Regions from separate parts of the Homo sapiens genome. Here region 1 is linked to region 2. A link is a loop called in an ENCODE intact Hi-C map of the cell type or tissue named here. Cell type or tissue: heart left ventricle. All regions are shown on one strand. Each heading gives the region's core, and the rest is flanking DNA. Links, peaks and the distances in the headings are about the cores only.

The links. Peaks named below come from ENCODE experiments on the same cell type or tissue, not always from the same donor. Only the 100,000 strongest peaks of a DNase experiment are listed, where the experiment ranks them.
Region 1: it touches region 2 in a loop (2.2-fold over the local background); 6 of 110 quality-filtered maps call a loop at or near these places.

The regions. Positions count from the first base shown.
Region 1 is chrX:139,755,664-139,766,049 of GRCh38, reverse strand. ATP11C (ATPase phospholipid transporting 11C (ATP11C blood group)) reads left to right here. Exons shown (of 30, transcript NM_001353812.2): 21 at 2,632-2,734; 22 at 3,944-4,089; 23 at 8,183-8,242. Among named protein-coding and RNA genes, the nearest start is that of MCF2, 53 kb to the right of the region's middle. In heart left ventricle, for the core only: a CTCF peak has its summit at 6,174 (motif pointing right); no DNase peak of the experiment used is centred there.
Region 2 is chrX:139,928,116-139,938,501 of GRCh38, reverse strand. ATP11C (ATPase phospholipid transporting 11C (ATP11C blood group)) reads left to right here and starts at 5,449. Exons shown (of 30, transcript NM_001353812.2): 1 at 5,449-6,486. The coding sequence starts at 6,460. RefSeq lists enhancers at 4,763-4,812, 4,853-5,202 and silencers at 5,983-6,222, 6,263-6,422. In heart left ventricle, for the core only: a CTCF peak has its summit at 5,272; DNase peaks (open chromatin) are centred at 4,931, 5,351, 5,751 and 6,371; H3K4me3 peaks cover 3,555 bases; H3K27ac peaks cover 1,973 bases.

The DNA.
Region 1 (10,386 bases), core at 1,609-9,608, 170 kb after region 2:
TCATTTTCCTTGGCATCTTCTTTTTCTATGACTGACCTCAGTGTACTTCCAGATTTCTAGATTCAAAACCTTGAAACCTGTGTTGCCTTCCCACATACCACATACATTACCCTTTCATTGTAGTCTTAGTCACTAAATTTTGTCTGTTTCTTATTACATCGTCTTTTCCATCTATTCCTTTCTTTTCATTACCTTTCAGGGCTAGGCCTTTCAATAGCTCATTGAACTCCTGGAACTAGCCACCTAACTTCTCTCTTTGCCCACAGTCTTGCTTTCCTCCGGTTCTTCCTACACCCTGCTGTTGAACTAGCTCCAGATATTTCTGTCCATGTCTCCTATATGAAAATTCCAATTGATCTGGGCAAGCCAGATCTATTCTCTCAGCATTTACTGTATTTATCTGGCTATGTGCTCTTGGATATGCTAGTTCCTTTCTCTGGAATACTCCTTTCTTTCTTTCTCATCTATGCGAGTCTTACTAATATTTCATGATTTAGATCAAATCACTCGTCCTTCTGTAAAATTCCTGATCACTCTGGCATGTATGGTATCTTCTCCCTTCTCTGACATCCTAGGCCTTCTTACATGGATGACAATATCATACATTCCTGCACAGATGCTACATTTTGTTACCTTGTATTGTTAATCTGCTTATCTAATATTCTTGTACTCATGACCTAACTCTACTACTTCATTTATATGCTTTTTAAGGTGTGTGATGAAACCTTATATCTGTTTTGGCTCTTAGCACATTCCTGTATACAATATAAAGCAAGCTATTATACTTGATGAATAGCTTTTGGTAAAATATTTTTTTTTTTCATGAAGCTATCCTAGAGATTGAAGAGGTCTTAATCCATTTGATCTAGGGCTGAGTGAAAAAGTCCATGTTTACGAATCTAAATCCCTTCATGATTTTATGGTCCATGATTGTATATCCTTTTATCTTTCTACAGTGGAGAGTTTTACTCTTTTTAGTCTATGTTTTCATGCAGAAGCTGTCACCCTTGATAATTTTATTGCCTTCCCTAAACCTTGGGTGCGTATTTTTTCCTTGAGGTGCAAATCGTTACTGCACACAGTATAACAGGTGCACTTAGTTAACCATTATTGTAGCCTATTAAAAACACATTTAGTTTGGGTTCTTTAATTTTGTCTTTTATTCTTTCACTTACAGGTTATTTCTGACAGTCTTCTGTAAAGTTTTTAAGAAGAACCAAGTTGAGGGGAGGGATTGGGGGAAGCTGGCATTTCATAGTCACATCATTTTTGTGTTAAGTGGAATTGGATGTGGGGTTTTTTGTACTATTTAATACAACTAAAACCTGATTGAATTCTATTTAAAGAAATAACTGCAGGGTGCCTTAGCCTCATGAATTATTTTTCATCACTTCAGTTATGTTGAAAATGGATTTTATTTATGTTAACTGGTCAGAACAATTGTGAGGACAGTATTTTTGCAAAGCATTATTTAGCTACTAAATTATTTTTTTTTAAGCCGCTAGATTCCAAGGGGTTTTGTGGCTTGCCACATCAAACAGTGATTATCTAAAACATAGGGTAAGAGGGCAGCTGATCACCCAATGCACTTCCCACAAGTAACTCTGCCAGGAGGTTTTTGGAGAACCCCAAGGCAGAAGTATTTTAATACCAGGGATGAACATTTTATTCAGTACATTTATACATCTTGAAGAAACACTCAGGGAATAGCGACAGGCTTTGTACACATATCTTGGACATCTTTCTGCAAATGTCAACCCCTTTAGTGTACCTCTTTTAAAATACAGCTACTCGTAGGAGAGGTCAGACCATATTGAGCAGTGAGAGATTTATTAAAGTTTAGTTGGCATCCAGATAGGTGCAATAATTTAACATTAGGTAAGTTGGAATAAGGGTTGATGTGCTCCTAGGGAAGGTGAGAGTGTCAGCAGGGAGGAGAGAGTAGAAAGTAACCAAAAACATTGTTCTCTGACTTCCTACTTGGTTCTGGTGGCCTTATGTATGTTACCCCAAATCAGCTTTCTGGCTTCTACTGTCACACATTCAACATCTGATCTGAAAGAACACATGATGCAATGAAAAAAGAAGGAAATGTATTGACCTCTAATATGCATGAGAGGCAAAGTTTTTGATAGTTCATATATGCATAGAACTAGGACAAGTGGGTGCTGGTGTTACATTTTGAATGGCTGTGTTCTGCATCTGTGAATTTGACACTATTGTACATATTACAGTTGGCCCTCCGTATCCATGGGTCCTGCATCCACAGATCCAAACAACTGTGGATTGAAAATATTAGAATAAAACTAAAACAACGAACAGTATAACAATAAAAATAATACCGATTTTAAAACAATACAGTATGACAGCTATTTACATAGCATTTACGTTGTAGTTAGTTACTAAAAGAAACCTAGAGATGATTTAAAGTATGCAGGAGGATTTTGGTATCTACGAGCGTCCTGGAGCCAGTCCTCCAAGGATACTGAGGGATGACTGTATATGCACAAACTACCTTTCTGTTTGCAAGGCTGCTATTTACAAGTGTGAATGAGGCATAAACCCCTAAAGTAGCCCAGTCTTACATTCTTCTTTGACCTTTTTTACACCTCTTTTGTATTTAATATTTAGATTGTCAGAATGGTGAAGAATTTAAAAGGCAGCCCAATAACTCTGTCGATAGGTGATGGTGCCAATGATGTTAGTATGATCTTGGAATCCCATGTGGGAATAGGTAAGATACATCTAATGAGATGGCAGCTGTGAAAAGTATCAGTATTGCTTTTAGGTAGTGTGGTCTTACATTCTAGAGTGACTGTTTTGGTTACTCATCTTGAATTTGAATTTTGGAATGATAATTGTTAATTAAATGGAGGCCTCATCTGATCATGCAACATGTCCATCCCAAGGTCCTACCCCATGGTAGAAATGTAGCAATGTAACAAAGTTAAAGGATATTTTTCAATTAGCCAAGTAGAGTGAATTTCCCAAAGCTACTGGCAGCACAATTGATTGTTTAGCTCTTACTTTGACAGCATGCATGAAATTTTTATTGATTTTCTGCCCCTGGCCAGACTGCCTGCTTATGTTGCTGTACTATATCTTTTGACATCTCAACTGTTTGGGGCTAAGAAATGATAATTGGTTGGCTGTTTTTCAACATGGCAGTATTAATGGGTGGTTTGGGCTGTAGTGTTGAATTTATATATTGACATGCAACAACAGCTTTTCCACCACCTGTACCATTTTTTTTCCCTTCTCTGGTTGCTATTAGGCAACACAACTAACTCCCCAGCAAGTTAGTTAGCTAGTTTGTTTGTTTTGGCAGGGTGGTGGGGCCAGATATGGAATTCATATCTTGGGAATTATTGTACTGCAGTTTAGGTTCCCAAACTGTTCTTTTCATTTGGAAGTATTCCTATTTCTTGTGCAACTTGAAGTACTACTCATTGGTTATCCAAGTGTCAAATGGCCTAAAGCTGCTCGAGCTCATAGAACCCTTGCGCTGCTAGTCAGGGTTTCATACATGAAAGAATTTCACCGTCTTCTCATTGAACTCCTAGACCACAAACCCCAGGTTTCTGAGTTCCCTTAATATAGCACCTAGTCTAGCGTCATACACAATTAAGCACTTACTGAGTGACTTAATTATTTTTAAGTTGAGTTTTTTTCTTCAGATAATTTTTACCTTGTAATGATTGAAATAATGATTCTATTTAATTGTTGTATACTGTATTACGAATAGGGAGTTACCAGTTAAACTTAGTTAAATTATTTGGTAAGTCTCAGTGTCACTGTTAAAGAAAGCTCTTTTGGTTTTTAAAAAAGGAAAACTAATTGATAGAATTGAACTATAACATTAAACCAAGTTGAAACTGTGAAGATAAATCAGGGAGTCATTTATTCTAGAAAATGCTCACCATATAGAGATACTCTCTTTTAGGTATTAAAGGCAAAGAAGGTCGCCAAGCAGCTAGGAATAGCGATTATTCTGTTCCAAAGTTTAAACACTTAAAGAAACTGCTGTTGGCTCATGGACATCTATATTATGTGAGAATAGCACACCTTGTACAGTACTTCTTCTATAAGGTATGTGATAAAATATATGTAATTTAATTTCTTTTTAATCCAGCATTGGCTCAGCTTGGTCATGGTTTTGTTCTTCCTTTTTTTTTTTTAATGCTGCTTTTGATATCTCATACTGAAATTTGCAGTCAACAAAGCAGAGGTGGTCTATTGGATGAATCAGAAACCAGAAATGCCTTTTGATGCAAAATTTTTGATAGGAATTTTTAAGCCCTCCTTATTGAAATGTAAATTAAATACAATAAAGTGTATTCATCAAAAGTGTACAGTTCCATGAGTTTTGCCAAATGTATACATCCATGTAACCATTACACCAATCAAAAAATAGAACATTTTGGCTTGGTAGTGGCTCATTCCTGTAATCCTAGTGCTTTTGGAGGCCAAGGCGGGAGGATCACTTGAGGTCAGGATTTTGAGACCAGCCTGGGCAATAATATGAGACCTTGTCTCTACAAAAATAAAAATTTTCTAAAATGAAATTTTTGCAGTCATTTCTAATTGTCTATAAGCATGTCAACCAAGAGAACCAGTGGTAACACTTTGATATGTGACCTTGCTGGTCTTTTGTCTGTACAAATTAACATATGTACTTTTTTTATACTTTTATACACTATACACTACATTGAGGTTTTTACAATTTTTTTGAGATATAATTTAACAAAATTCACCTTTTTTTAAAGAAAAATTTTCTTAAAGACAGAGTCTCACTCTGTTGCTCAGGCTGGAGTGCAGTGGCGCGATCTCGGCTCACTGTAGCCTCTGCCTCCTGGGTTCAAATGATGCTCATGCCTCAGCTTCCCGAGTAGCACATGCCACCACACCTGGCTGATTTTTGTGTTTTTAATAGAGACAGGGTTTCACCATGTTGGCCAGGCCGGCCTCAAACTCCTGACCTCAAGTGATCTGCCCCCCTCAGCCTCTCAAAGTGCTGGGATTACAAGCTTGAGCCACCATGCTTGGCCTAAAATTCACCATTTTAAAGTGTATAATTCAGTTACTTATAATGTGTTCACTATGATGTGCAACCATCATCATTGTCTAATTCTAAAACTTTTCTATCATTTCCAAAAGAAACCTTGTACGTATTGGTATAATACATATTGCTTTGCACTTTGCCTTTTTCACTTAATTTATGTTGTGAACATTTTTCTCACCCAATTTAATATTCTTCCAAAACATGATAATTGTGCAACATTGCAAATCCCCAATATTGGACACTGAAGTAGTTTCCTCAACAATACCTTGGTTTCCGTTTTATCACCAAGCATTAGCGTATACGTTAGACTGAGTCTGCATACTTGTTATTGTCTACCAGGGAATAGAATTTACCAAATTTCTTAATTAGATTCTAGTTTGTAGGTAGAGTATTTAGTGCATCTTCCAACTACTCAAATCATATAGTATTTAGTATATAATTCAAGTAGTTATGATATTTGAATTTCATACCCTATATTTTATAAGAGTTAAAGCTCAGCACCTGATTTTGTGTGTCAGTTGTCTATAGTCAACCCTAGGTCTTTCTTACTAACTTTATATTTAAAGAAAATACATATTTATAAAACTATGAACCCAGTTTCACAAATTTTCTAAGACCCTGGTAGCCAGTATCTGCTGGTAGCCAGGCCAAACACTGTGGAGGAGGAAAATGATGATAATGATGATGGTAACCCAATATGTGTAAGGTATTTTGTGAGTTCACAAAATCACTTTTTAAAAAATGTAATCCTCACAAACATCCTATGAGTCAAGTAGTAGTATCTCCATTTAAAATACATGGAAAGTAGAGCTCAGAGAGATGGTATAACTTGCCTTTGGCTTTCCATCCAGGAGGTGACAGAGCTAGATGTTCCACCATAGATTCATTTACTCCAAATCCAGGACTTTTTATGTGTCACAGTTAGGGTCTTTTGGGCCTTGCACCCAGTAACAGCAGCTCATGGAAATAAAGGGTTATTCTCTCTTGACCTTCACCTAGTAGGAGATCCCTTGAAGATTTGTCATACAGATCTGCCTAGTAATCTGAACCTATTTCAGAGGCTTATTTTGCCTCTTTTGAGTTTTGGCCTGCAATTTAAGCAACTGCCACCAGATGGAAGGAATGCTCTGTTAAGGAGAGCAAAACAAGCGTTAAAATGGCAAATGTTGACCAGTGGTTATTTATGTAGATGATATCCTCTGTCTTCGTTAGTATCTCTAGGCCCATTATCATCTTGGTTACTGACTCAGCAGTATTTCTTTTTTATTACTATCTTTTGTGCGAAGAGGATTTCTAAAATTTTCAACTCTATTTGGCTGAGCTGAGAAGTCTTTCCATCCTCTCGCCATTGCATCTTCAAATTGTTATTGCCCACTCCCGGAGTACTTCAGTGACAGGTCTTCCTGCCTTCTGTTTCTCCATTTAATCCTCCTTACATAATTCAACTAGATTAGTGTTTAAAGAATGCCACTTTTCAACTTGTCCCTTAGAACCTTTACTCTCCACCGTCTCAGCTTTAGTCTGGCTTTTAATGCACCCCACAGTGTGACCCTGTCTTACCATATAAGTTTAAAATATATACATTCTTGCCTTGGTTCCTGCCATCAACATGTCCTATTCATCTTTATTCATAGTTCGAGTTCTAAGTTGTTTATTCAATCGGTGAACAAATATATTTTAAATGTGTTACCATGTGCCAAGGCCTGTTTTAGGTGCTTGAGGATACACCATGGAATAAGACAGGCAGTGTCCCTTTTCTCATGAGACTTACATTCTGGTGGGTGAGGTAGATACCTGCTCTCCCTTCTCAATGGAGCATCCCCATGATCCCCACTGAGCTCTACCTGCTTCAACCTCAGAACACTTATTTTTTTCATAAACTGTGACTCTAGGAATACTATGGACTATATTTTGCATTGTACCAGAACTGATAATGTATAAATGAGTGTTGCTTTTCCAGGTGATGACCTTGGGAGCTCTGACTCATGCTGCAGGGGCAATTCAAAACCTGTTGAGCTCATTTCTTTAGAAACATCCTCCAGAGCCAGTAGTACATTGATCGAAATATCCTCAGCTGTGGTAGATGTTCATCTTTTGAGGTTGCATTTGATTTTTAAAAACAGTCTCAAGTCTCCTAGAGCTAATTCTGGAGAAATTAGCTGACAGAAGGGAGGAGACTGGTTTTCTGGCATGACTGGAAAGTGGGCTCTTGAAGGGGCTTCTTGAAGAGAAGTTCAGAGACATCATGACCAAGTAACAGTAAAAAAGCTCACAGCCTGCTTTGAAGGATAGCACTTATTTGAAAATTCTCGTGCTGGTAGTTTTGCTTAAAGACATTACTTTCAGTATTTTATAATCACACTTAGTAGCTTTTACTACCTTATGAATTCCCAGCTTGTGTTTCTTTTCTGCTTGTCTTTTTAGTATTTCTCAAATTAAATAATAAGTCCCTTAGGACAGTGGTCCCCAACCTTTTTGGCACCAGAGACCTCGGGCCCTAATGCTCACTTGCCTGCCACTCACCTCCTGCTGTGCAGCCTCGGGGGAGGGGCGGGGGAGCCCTGACTTAGGAAAAAGAAGTTGACTCTTTTTTTGTTATCATCTGTGTGCCACCTTTGTGTGTAGTAGATGCTCAGTAATGATATGTTGATTGTTTGATGAGGTAGTAATAAAGGCATTAAAGCGTTAGTTGATATTGTTAGTGTCAACATAATCTATAATAATTTCCCAACTATTTATTGGCATTAATTGACTTTAAATGTACACTTACAGCATTGTCAGTCTACTATATGATTTGCAAATCTAATTGGTGTTAAAGATACAGTATCATTAGGTGTTCATATTGGAGGAGCTCATTTATTTCCTGGAAGAAGGACAGCAACAGATTCTCATAAAGTAAATAAGATCCTCTTCTGCCTTGATAGGGCAAAAGTTGGCCTTAATATGAATTAATCATTGTTTTAGTTGTTTCCTTATGTCTGTGGAATAGAGGTTTATTGCATTCTGACATTAGAAGGATTTAGGAATAATTATAAACTATTTGGAATATAGTTTCCCATTTTAGTTTAGCAAGTTGATTAAGTGAAAATGTTAATCCTTGTCTTAATTTTTTTTTTTCAGAACCTTTGTTTCATTTTGCCACAGTTTTTGTACCAGTTCTTCTGTGGATTCTCACAACAGGTTTGTTTCTCAAGTTATTCGTTATAATATAGTTTACATTTGCTGTTAATAAATTACCCTTATATATTAGATTTCTAGAGATTAGAGATGTATGTACAAAGTAAAATGATCTCTTGGTTTTGACAACAGCAAATGTTTATGTCTTTGCTTTTCTAGTTTTCTTATTGTTACCTTCATTTTGAAATGCTTTTGGTACATCCTGTTGGAGTTGTGATAACATTAAAAAGAGTATTTTGAATTTTTTCTTTTTATCAATGTATAAAAAGTGTTTCATAATTCTAAAATGTTATAGTTTAATATTTCATCAAATGGAATCTCCCAACTTTGCAGGCTTTCAGGTTAGTTTTATAGAAAAGCATTAATCTTTAAGCTAGCCAAGAACCTGTGATTCCTAGAGAAAGCTTTGGATTACGTAAAGCAGCTATAGATGTTTTGCCTTCTATTGTTTTCTGAACATGTATTACATAAGGAATATGCTATATATTAACTTGATACATAAGTGGTAGGATGGCGAGACATCTTTGTTTTAAAAACTGAAATGGATTTGGCATTGCTTCTAGTGGGAGGTATAGCGAAATACAGCGAAATACAGGAGCTATAGTACTCAGTGACTCAGAAATTTTATAATTAATCTATGAGAAGTTCAGTGATTTTGCCAAACTGAGCTACCACATTGCCATAGGTGTTAAGTTTCTAAATTTCAAAGGCAAGCTTTATATATGCTTCTGTGAATACAAAGTACACTTATGAATACACTTATGTATTCTTCTTGGGTCCTCCTGGTAGGAAGTGATTTTTTCCTAATTCTTTGGCAGTTTTTTTTTTTTTTTTTTTTTTTTACTTTTAGGTTCAGGAGTGCATGTGCAGGTTTATGTAGGTAAACTCATGCCACAGGAGTTTGGTGTTCAGTTTATTTTGTCACCCAGGTAAAAAGTATAGTACCTGATAGGTAGCTTTTTGATCCTCTCCCTCCTCTCACTCTCCACCCTGAAGTAGACTCCAGTGTCTGTTGTTCCCTTCTTTGTGTCCATATGTTCTCATTGTTTAGCTCCCACTTATAAGTTAGAATATGCTGTATTTGGTTTTCTGTTTTTGTGTTAGTTTGCTTAGGATGATGGCTTCCAGCTCCATCCGTGTTGCTGCAAATGACATGATCTTATTTTTTATGGTTGCATAGTATTTAATGGTATATATGTACCACATTTTCTTTATCCAGTCTACCATTGATGGGAATTTAGGTTGATTACATATCTTTGATATTATGAAGAATGCTGCAGTAAACGTGTATATGTGTCTTTATGGTAGAATAATTTATATTCCTTTGGGTATATACCCAGTAATGGGATTGCTGGGTTGAATGGTAATTCTGTTTTAAGGTCTTTGAGGAATCATCACACTGCTCTCCACAATGGCTAAACTAATTTACATTCTCACCAGCATTCTGCAAGTGTTCCCTTTTCTCTGCAACCTTGCCAGCATCTGTTACTTTTTTGACTTTTTAATAATAGCCATTCTGACTGGTGTGAGATGGTATCTCGTTTTTGTTTTGATTTGCATTTCTCTAATGATTAGTGATGTTGAGCGTTTTTTCATATGCTTGTTGGCTGCGTGTATGTCTTTTGAAAAGTGTCTGTTCGTGTCCTTTGCCCACTTTTTAATGGGGTGGTTTGATTTTTGCTTATAAATTTATGTAAGTTCCTTACAGATGCTGGATATTACATATTTGTCACATTCATCATTTGTAAATATTTTCTCCCATTTTGTAGGTTGTCAGTTTACTCTGTTGATAGTCATCTTCTTGTATGCAGAAATTCTTTATTTAATTAGGTAACATTTGTCAGTTTTTGTTTTTGTTGCTATTGCTTTCAGCATCTTTGCGATGAAATCTTTGCCAGCTCCTGTGTCCAGACTGGTATATCCTAGGTTATCTTCCAGGGTGGTTATAGTTTTAGGTTTTACATTTAAGTCTTTAATCCATCTTGAGTTGATTTTTGTATATGGCATAAGAAACGGGTCCAGTTTCAATCTTCTGCATGTGGCTAGCAAGTTATCCTAGTGCCATTTATTGAATAGGGATTCTTTTCCCCATTGCTTGTTTCTGTCAGCTATGTTGAAGATCACATGGTCATAGATATGTGGCCTTT
Region 2 (10,386 bases), core at 1,662-9,661:
CTTCTTATTATTGGGGATAAAGATTTAGTCTTTTTTTTTTTTTTTTGAGAAGGAGTCTTGTTCTCTTGCCCAGGCTGGAGTGCAGTGGCAAGATCTTGGTCCACTGCAACCTCTGCCTCCTGGGTTCAAGCAATTCTCTGCCTCAGCCTCCCAAGTAGCTGGGATTACAGGCACCCGCCACCACGCCCTAATTTTTGTATTTTTAGTAGAGACGGGGTTTCACCATCTTGGCCAGGCTGGTCTTGAACTCCTGACCTCATGATTCACCTGCCTTGGCCTCCCAAAGTGCTGGGATTACAATCATGAAGATTTAGTCTTTTTATGCCATATCTTTCTAACCTCTTCTCTATCCTCTCAATATAGTTTTGTAGGATGTTAAATTCTGAATTAGAAATTTCTTGGCCAGGTGTGGTGGCTCACGCCTGTAATCCCAGCACTTTGGGAGGCTGAGGCAGGTGGATCACTTGAGGTCAGGAGTTCGAGACCAGCCTGGCCAACATGGCGAAAGCCCGTCTCTACTAAAAATACAAAACTTAGTAGGGCGTGGTGGTGGGTGCCTATAATCCCAGCTACTCAGGAGGCTGAAGCAGGAGAATTGCTTGAACCCGGGAGGCGGAGGTTGCAGTGAGCCACGATCGTGCAACTGCATTCCAGCCTGGGCGAGAGAGTGAGACTTGGCCTCGAAAAAAAAAAAGAAGTAATTTCTACAGAATCTTGAAGGCCAAACTTCACCTCAGTGAACTTATTGTGGCTCCTAGCGATTGCCTCTTCCCTTCCACGGTGATTTTTAAAAAAACAAAACTATCCTTTTAATGGTCAGTTATAGAACCTTACCTGCCTTCAATATTATGATTACTAGAATATATCTTCTTCCTCTTTTTGAAAAACAAGACAATATTAGATAATCACTCAGTCCCTTTGGACTTCTGCCATTCTCCATGATTACTAACCTCATCTGTCAGTACCCTAGGATGTAATTAATATGGGCTATTTGGAGGGCAATAACAGGGAGCCCTGATGTCATCTGAGGAAGTGACATTTAAGCTGAGAGCTGAAGGATGAATAGCAACGGTGGGTGAAAGCGTTCCAGCAGAGACTGTTGCCTGTGCAAAAGCTGTCAAGAAAGAAGGAGCTTTGGGAACTCAAGGAACGTAAGCAGACGCGTGGGATAGAGCCTGGTGAGAGGAAAAGTCGTCTACCTGAGGTTAGAGAGGGAAGGCAGAGGTCAGAGAATTCAGGGTTCTTGTTGGTGATGTTAAGGCAGGATTTTGAACTTATGCTAAGAGAGTGGGAAGCTACTGAAAAGTCCTAAGCAGGGGAGTGATTTGATCTGACTTGCTTGCCATAGATTTCTGTGGTTGCAGTGTACAGAATGAATTGGAGGGGCCCAAAAGGAAGATACAGGTAAAACTGATCATAAATAAACATCAAGGCTAGCCTTGAAAGGGGGAAATAAATTTCAAATGGGCAAAAGATAGTCTTACCAGATATGTTTGGAAGCTCAGACAGACAGTTGAATTCCTTCGATTTGCTAATGATGGGGTGATTTAGATGCTAATACAACAGCCTCAATTTTTTCTTTCTTCTTTTTTCTTTTTTTGGTATTAGATGGAAGTGACTCCTTCGCACCGCTCCCCTCCTGCCAGATTACTTGAATTGCTGACCGACCCACAGATCCCAGAAGCAGTTTGCGCTCCTTCGTCACAGGTGTGGCCTACATCCTATGCTCTAGTGGTTGTTTTGCTCACTTGCCATGGTGAGATTTCTGAGGGGTTGAGGTAGAAGGTATGGAAGATTGGGGGTGGGGACAATAGGGAAGAAGAGCTCCTGGGTAATTAGTACAGAAATGGTGCAACAGAACTGAAAGGATTGAGAAAGCACTCCTTCCCTTCTCTCCCTCAGGTAGCAAGCATTATCTAGTCAAGTTGGTAATAAGGACAGAAACAAGACTGTTTCCTCTGAATTCCTACCTGTGGGGCTTCTTTCTGTTGCAGTTAGCTGATCCACCAGAAGAGGTGGTGTTATGTTTCAGGGGTTCTGACAGTTTAGGCAGGAGGAAGTTCATTTTTGCAGTTCTGTTCAATGGAGTTGTCCCAATGAAAATGCTGGCTGAGGGCCTACTTTACATAGTCACAGACAACAGCTTTCTACAACACCTGGGTTTTCTTTGGAAACTGTGAGGAGGCACTAAAAAGAACCAAAATCTTTTTTCTTGTCTTAAAAAAACTCACAAAGGAGTGACTCTGAAGGATGTGTGTGAGAGTAGCTCTAATTTCAGGTTGAGTTTGGATACAGAAAAAATCACCTTGCATAATTTCATGTTTTGCTGAGTATATTTTGATTTGTATGGAATTGCATTAAAAAAAAATAAAGATGAGGTCTTGCTATGTTGCCCAGGCTGGACTCAAACTCCTGGACTCAAGCGATTCTCCTACCTTCGCCTTCCAAAGTGCTGGGATAACAGGTGTGAGCCATCCTGCCCCCAGAATTGCATTTTTTTTTTTTTGAGACGGAGTCTCGCTCTGTTGCCCAGGCTTGAGTGTACTGGCGCGATCTTGGCTCACTGCAACCTCCACCTCCCGGGTTCGAGTGATTCTCCTGCCTCAGCCTCCCGATCCCGAGTAGCTGGGATTACAGGTGCGTGCCACCACGCCCAGCTAATTTTTGTATTTTTAGTAGAGACAGGGTTTCGCTATGTTGTTCAGGCTGGTTTCAAACTCCTGACTTCAGGTAATCTGCCTGCCTCGGCCTCCCATAAAAATACCTGGAATAAAAATCCCATAAAAATGCCTGGAATTGCATTTTTATAGTTGAGCAAATTAGACTGGACCCATGAGTATAGGTGGCGTATTGAAATAAATTGAGAGAATAAATAGCAGAATTATAACAAATAAAAATCAACAATACTGCTATATCTTTTTTGGGGGGTGGGGATGGAGTTTTGCTCTTGTCACCCAGGCTGGAGTGCAGTGGTGCGATCTCGGCTCACTGCAACCTACACCTCCCAGGTTCAAGCGATTCAATTGTCCTGTCTTAGCCTCCTGAGTAGCTGGGACTACAGGCATCCGCCACCACACCTGGATAATTTTTGTATTTTCAGTAGATACAGGGTTTCACCATGTTGCCCAGGCTGGTCTCGAACTCCTGACCTCAGGTGATCCACTCACCTTGGCCTCCCAAAGTGCTGGGATTACAGGTGTGAGCCACCGCGCCTGGCCCAATACTGCTATATCTTGAGGAATCTTAAAATTCCTGTGATTAGGCTGCAGTAACATGACAATGGGTATGTATGAGAGCATAATGCAAACAAAAAAAAATTTCAGGTCTCTAATATTTTTTAAAGTTGATCTGTTTGAATCTATAAGCAAAGTACATTTTTTCCACTTGTTTAACAGAATTGAATTTGGAACGATATTATTTACTATTCACTAGCAAGCACTTGTATCCCCAAATGTCTAAATTAGTTTATTATTTTATTGATAAGGATGTATTTTGGTAAGAATTCTAGACTTATACCTAGAACTAAAGACAATAACCTCCTCCACCTCCCAATTCCAGTATCTAGAATAATGTCTGCCACATAGCAGTCGTTCAACAAATAAACTAGTGAAGAAATTACAGTATTTGCTGTGTTCAATAAAAGTAAAGCTAGAGGCCGGGCATGGTGGCTCACGCCTGTAATCCTAGCACTTTGGGAGGCCGAGGCGGGTGGATCACCTGAGGTCAGGAGATCGAGACCTGGGCAAGATGGTGAAACCCCGTCTCTACTAAAAATACAAAAATTAGCCGGGTGTGGTGGCAGGCATCTGTAATCCCAGCTACTTGGGAGGCTGAGGCACGAGAATCACTTGAACCCAGGAGGCAGAGGCTGCAGTGAGCCAAGATCGCGCCACTGCACTCCAGCCTGGGTGACAGAGTGAGACTGTCTCAAAAAAAAAAAAAAAAAAAAGGTAAAGCTAGAAAGCTAGAAAATAACTCTATTTGAAAATCTTTAAAGCAGTAGAGAGCAAAACTTTAGATCTCTTTTGTCAATAAAATATCATAATATCTGATTAATATAAATATAAATTTAACATAAATCTTAAAAATCATTAGATACAGGCTCAACTGTGAGCAGAGAAGGAATCATAAGAGGGGAAGAATTGAAAACGGTTGGTTTTACTTCTTGGCAGTTAGGACAGTTTGGGAACAAACCTTAGGTCTCCTGCATTTGCATTTTATTGGGAGATGGGCTTCTCGTTGATCGCAGAATGAAGTTCAAACTTCGTAACATGTTTTTGAAGAGTTTTAGATTTTAGCTTTCGTTCGAGCCGCCCTTACCTACACGTCCTGGGCGTCTGCCACTACAGCGTGATCTCTTTCTTAGTTTGTCCTGCGCTTTTTCACCGACCTCTCCCTCTACCCTGGACTTTGTCCCCTTGGGCTCAGTCAGGTCCCTCTAAAGCCTTCCCACGTTTCAAGGGCTAGTTTAATCTCCAGGGCTTTTAGGAAAACTTCCCAAACCCCATTTTCAGATGCAATGTCGCTCTCCCCTATTTCTCTAGCACTTTGAACTCTAGCTATTATTAAATTCTAACGTGGCATTTTCGCTTGTTTGTATCCCCCAACCAGATTGCGACCACCCTGTTGGGGAGGTCTTTTAAGAAATCGCTGTGTCCAGCCCTGGCACAGTGCCTGGTACAAAGAAAATTCCCAGCAAAGGTTTGTTGAAATGAATCCGAACTCCGGAGGGTAAAGGAGAAGCGCCTATGCCTAGTAGTAAAGGCCTATTCGCGACCTTTGGGAAGGCCTGTGGTGTGGCTGGGCCCTGTCCCCAGCTCTAAACTGGCAGGAGAACGCGGCGAGGCGGAAGACTCGTGTAAGAGTCTCTGAACTCCCTTTCCTTCTTTTTGACTTTTATAGAAGAATCTGCAAGTTCTTCTCCAACAGCCTTGGGCCCCGCCTTAAGGGGCGGTGAAAAGGGGTGGGGTTGTGGTAGTTGGGAGGGATGCCCAGCCTCGTGGCAATTCTGGACTCGCTTTTCTTTTGTAATTTTTAAAGTTTCGCAAATTCCAGCTCTAAGCTGGGGGCCGAGGGTGTAGAGGGTTTCCTGATGCGCACATTTTGCGTTCCAGGGAAAGCTCCCAGGATTCGGAGCTTTGCCTAATTTAGCCTTCTCACATGTCCCACCGCTAGGAAGGCTACCGAGTGCGCCCGGCCTCCACACCCAGCCGGCCGGCGTGGAGAACCCGCTGTTCAGCCCGCGCTTCCTTCTTCAACCCTCTGGGCAAACCCGGGACTAGCGTGTGGGGGAGCTCCCAGCCCGCGGTACCAGGCGAAGTAGGGGGACGGTTGGACTACAACTCCCAGGCTGCCCCGGGAGCAAGGAGGGGGAGGGGGCGAGCGGGAGGGGCCTGGGTGGGGCGGGGTGGGGGTCAGGGAAATCCCGCCCCGCTGCGCAGCAGCAACGACACAAAGCCTGACTTTACAACCTCAGAGAAAGTGGAAGTAAGAAGGCTTAGGTGGGCAGGCAGGACGAGAGAAAGACTGAGAGGAGGGAAAGCCGCGTAGGTGGGAGTACAGCGGCGCGAGGGTCGAGGGGGAACCCTCGTCGGTGCAGATGAGGAGGGTGGGCTTTCAGAACTAGTCCCCCCTCGCACCCCGCCCCGCCCCTCCCGCGCTGGGGTCTTCACGGTGCCCTGCCTCAGAGCCCGGCTCCACCACGCCCGGAAGAGGGAGTCTGGCCGTCGGCTGGCTCAGGGCGGGCCGGTTGGCTGTACCCAGGCTCCCTGGCCCGAGTGCGGGACCAGAGCGCGGGGCGGCGCGGCAGCCGCGGACCGAGGAGGGGCTGCGAGCGAAACGGCGCGGCGCGGCACGGCGGACGAGTTAGGGCCGGGGCGAGGGAGGCTGTGGCTCCCGACAGAGACAGGGGAGTAGTGTCGGGCTGAGGCGAGGTGAGGCGCGGGGTGCCTCGGGAGGGTTCCCCGTGCCCCGAGGGGGGCGGCCGCGGAGTCCAGCGGGGAGGCGGGCGGTGGTGCCGCGTCGGGGAAGAGCGCATCCCGCGGGGTGCCGAGCCCGGCGCTGGCGGAGAGACGGGGGCGCCCCCTCCCCACAGGAGGAGCCTCGCGCTCCTCCGCCATCCTTCCCCCGCGCGGCGGGCTCGCCTTCTCAGTGGGTGCTGCGCGAGCTGCCGGCCCGGGGTGCCGGGGCCAGATAAGGGCGATCCGCGGGGCCGCCGCCCCCGGGTCAGGCAGGCCGGGGGCGGGCCGCGAGTGAGGCGGGGCGGCGGCTAGGCTGCGGGCGGCTGGGGGGCGGGGGAGCGCGGAGAGCCGAGGGGGGCAGGCGGCGAGCGGGTGGCCCGGCCGCCCGCCTCGCTGCTCCGCTTGGCGCCGCCGGCCCACGCCGCAGTGTGTTTTGTGGACGGCGCCTTCCCAGACAGCCCGGTAGAGCCCAGCTCAGCGCCCGGCAGCCTTCGACGCGATGTTCCGCCGGAGCTTGAATCGTTTTGTAAGTACACTCGCTGCGGCTCCGCGCGTGCCGGTTTGCTTGCTCGCCAGCCCCTTCGCCGGGTCCCTCACAACAATTTTCTGAGGGGGCAGTTACGTCTCTGGGAGACACCACCACCCCTCTTCTTCCTTTTCACCGAAACACGGTGCCCAGGCGGCCGGGGAGGGGAGGCAGGTAGGGCTCTCGGGGTATCCCACCCTCGCCCCCAGGACAATTCGACCAGGGCTTCCCGGAGCTGTTACAAACTCTGCCTGAAACTGGGGGCCGCCTTCGGGCTGGGTGGTGGGGGGGACTCGTGGGGGGACCGACCCGGGGACCCCTCAGTTTGCCAATTAGTCGAAGATGGCGTTTTATTCTCAGGGAGGTTGCTTTCTTTTGTTTCCTCTGCCACGAGCACATGGAGGTAAACCTAGACCTGTCACGGTGGCCCAAAAGAAGAGCTGGGGGCTGAGGGAGCCGGAGACTAGGGCAAGACTCAGCCTTGCCTAGGGCTCAGCCAGCGGGCGGCTTCTGACCGGAGGCCGGGCAAACTTTGGAGACCCAGCCTACAAAGCTCACCTTTAGGGTGTTTGAAAGGCGAGCGTGATTGTCAGGGTGGGCCGGGTGGATGTGCAGCCGCGAGGAGGCTGCGCCGCCACTGCCCGTGCTGCCGATCTCTGGTCTGAAGCCTCGCGGAGGACTGAGCACTCCAGACCTTGAACCCATGGGAGAAGGCGGACTGTGACTGGACTCCTCCGTCCACGTTTACCCCCTTCAGAATCCCCAGAAAAGGGAATTTCATTTTCATGGGAGTTAGCCATAGGGAAAATCGCTTTCTGGCTACTGACTTTTTTGAGTAACCTGTTTACTCCTAGAGGGTACATTAAGAATGGAGCGAAACAGGACCATTTACGTTCCGTGCTGCTATTTGTAGCAACTTCCTTAATTGCAAGAGGTGGTGGCGGGAATAGGATTTTATTTCTGCCAATGATGTGGAAGAAAGGGTTCATCTGCAAATTTTGATTTTTCTGTAGTTAGGAAAAAGGGTTGAAAGCTGAGTGCTTTCCTCTACCTGCCTTAAAATATATCTTTTGAGAACATGTCGATTTGGTTTTATTCATGCAATTATTCCTAATCAAAACGTTGCTAACATTTTTCATACATCGGATATATTTGCTCTCATTTTTCCTTCATTTGAAACTTTCACAAGTGTACACTGGCTAAAAGTAATACTTGCACATCCCTTTTTAGAATAGTGCTGTGTTAATGGTTTTCTAAATGTTGACCCCACCCAGGAACATGCAGTATGAAATTGGAACAGATTATTACCTGTGGCATAGAGCAGTAGAGGTTGTACATATCAATCATCTTGAAATCCGTAGGTGATGGCTTGTACTGATAGCTTTGCTGAAGCAAGTGACTAAAATTGGTTTCTCACATTTAGCCTGAGAATGCAAGCGGGTATTGTTCTTAATAGCTGTTTCACATAGATTCTTGTGATCTTGGAGTGTTGCGTGGGGGTGACAAAAAGGGAAAGGTGGCAATGAAAGCTAATTGTATTTAGGAAAAGGATAATCTTTTCACGTGGCACTCTTATGGTGGAAAACAACTGGGCTCTGAATCATAATAAAATCATTAAACTTAAGTTGTTGAAATCCTTTTTTTTTTTTTTTAAGGATTTGAACATTTGAAACCGAACAACTCAAGTATTGGTCTAAAAGCCCATTGCTTCCCTTTTGCGAAAAGTGATCTGCATCGTATCAGAGTCTAGTAATTAAGCAGTGCTGGCCCAGGAAGCCAGGGCATGCAGTAGAATTTGCAGCAGTTGTTGAGGTGCCAGCCTGCAGGTTTGAGGCTAGTACTTTGCATCCCCGACCAAGATCTCAGCAGAGAATCACTTTTGCTAATACTGAAATGAGCTTTGACCTTATTGTTGCAGCTGGAATATTCAGCTGTTCACATTTTCCTGCGCAGCCATGACTGTGGTAAGTATCAGGAATTTGTACCAGTGCGGTAAGCTGGAAGGTTCTTAGGAGTTGTGTCTGAGCCCTAGGCCCAGGGCAAGGAATTAATCTGCATACCGTTGGACTGAATGTGAAAATTACTATCAAATAATCATTGCTAAAAAACGGCTTCAAAATTTGGGGGAGGGGGGCAATTTTTCCATCTCTTAGATCAGTAAACCATGCGCTGTTCTCCTCTTTTGCCTGACAAATTCTTTGAGGGGTACTTCCATTTGAATTACTAGAAGACTAGAATTAAAGATTTGAGTGGAACTTTGAGACTTTCACAGCAGTATAGATGTAGTCAAGGTTGTGAGTTGTCTTATGATTGTTTTAATATTTTAGAAATAGAGCTATGAATTCCTTTCAAAATGAGTTGTTTTTTTAGTGTACCTGTACGTGTCTGATATTGGTTTTGATTGTGAAATAAATTACAGTGGTGTTGATTGTAGTTGTTGGTTATTGAAAACTAGACTACATATTAGAGAAGTGCTTCCTTTATATTTTAAACCTGACGTGGAAGAATCCCTTAGGATTCTTACAAGCATCATCTTCTATAGCTCAGTTGTGTTTGCTGAATCATTTTTGAAATGCCATTTATTTTTCGAGTTTTCCAATTTCAAGCTAAAAGAAAATAGTGATTCATTGTATTTTTTTAAATACATGGTCTTGACTTCTTTGCCATTAATAACTGTGTTCCTTTCTTTCTGATGAATTATGACTTTCCTTTTGACAGTTTTGAGGTGGAAAGAAATTGGTGGATTTGGTGTATAGCATTTTAGGGTTGAGGCATGTAGAGGGTGTCCTAAAGGATTTAAGAGTTGGATGTCTCTGAGTGCAATAAAAGCACCACCTGTTCTCAAGTCAACATCTCCATAAATACAGTAAATAAGTAATAATAACTCTGTCTGTACAATTTATTTTCTTCAAAGGCATATTTAATCAGAAGTCTGGACTAGTTGAGATTTAAGGGTCATGGACTTTTATGTTATCCTGTCTTGTTTTATTCTTAATGCAATTCCTAGTGACTATAGTAACGTGTTCTCTTGGGTTTAAAGATTTATTGAAAGTCTAAAAACAATTCCCCCCTCTTTTTGGCTTATGAAATTATTTTATACTAAAGATTCAAAATAAGAGATTTCTTGATAAAGTAGGTTGGGGGCTTGGTCAAGAGGATGCTGTCAGTTTAGCTTGTCAGTGATAGTTAACAGGTATGCATTTCTAGACCTTTGATACATGAAAGCTTAATTGTGAGTGTGAAATACTGGAGTACATTTAAATCTCTGATTCTAGAAGCCCTTAAACTGCTTTGGTTTCATAAAGCATGTAGCATATAATCATAATATCACACAGAAGATGCCCAGGACTAGGAAGAAATTAGACTGCATAAGGAAGAATGGAAATTTAAAATAAGACTAAAAAATACAAAATAAGAATTAATGAAATAGGTAGCTAATTTATTGCTTTGAGTCCAAGGCAAGGCTAGTCTAATGAAGCAATATATGGAGGCAATTAAGAAAATAGTTCAGGTAATTGCTTTGTTTTTTCCCCAGGAGCAAGAAGGTTTTTAGTTTCCCCTTTAAACTATCAGAGTAATTAAACATTTTTTTTTTTCTGTTTCACTTTACTAATAATCCTGGCCTGACATTGACGAGCGGGAAAATATTGATTTTATTTTACTGTGTTTAGAAATATATCTGTATGTATGTATTGCAATATTTTTACATTTGCACAACTATTACAAATGGTCTGTGTATCTCGGCTCCCACATGGCTGTTCATAGAGGTCTAGGTTTAGCAGTTGAACTTGACCATACTTAAAAGCAACTTTTTTTTTTTAAATCATATTGTGTTATAATTGCCTTTTAACTTGTATGGCTCCCTAGTCTTTCTCAACATGGAGAGAATTGGCACTGATG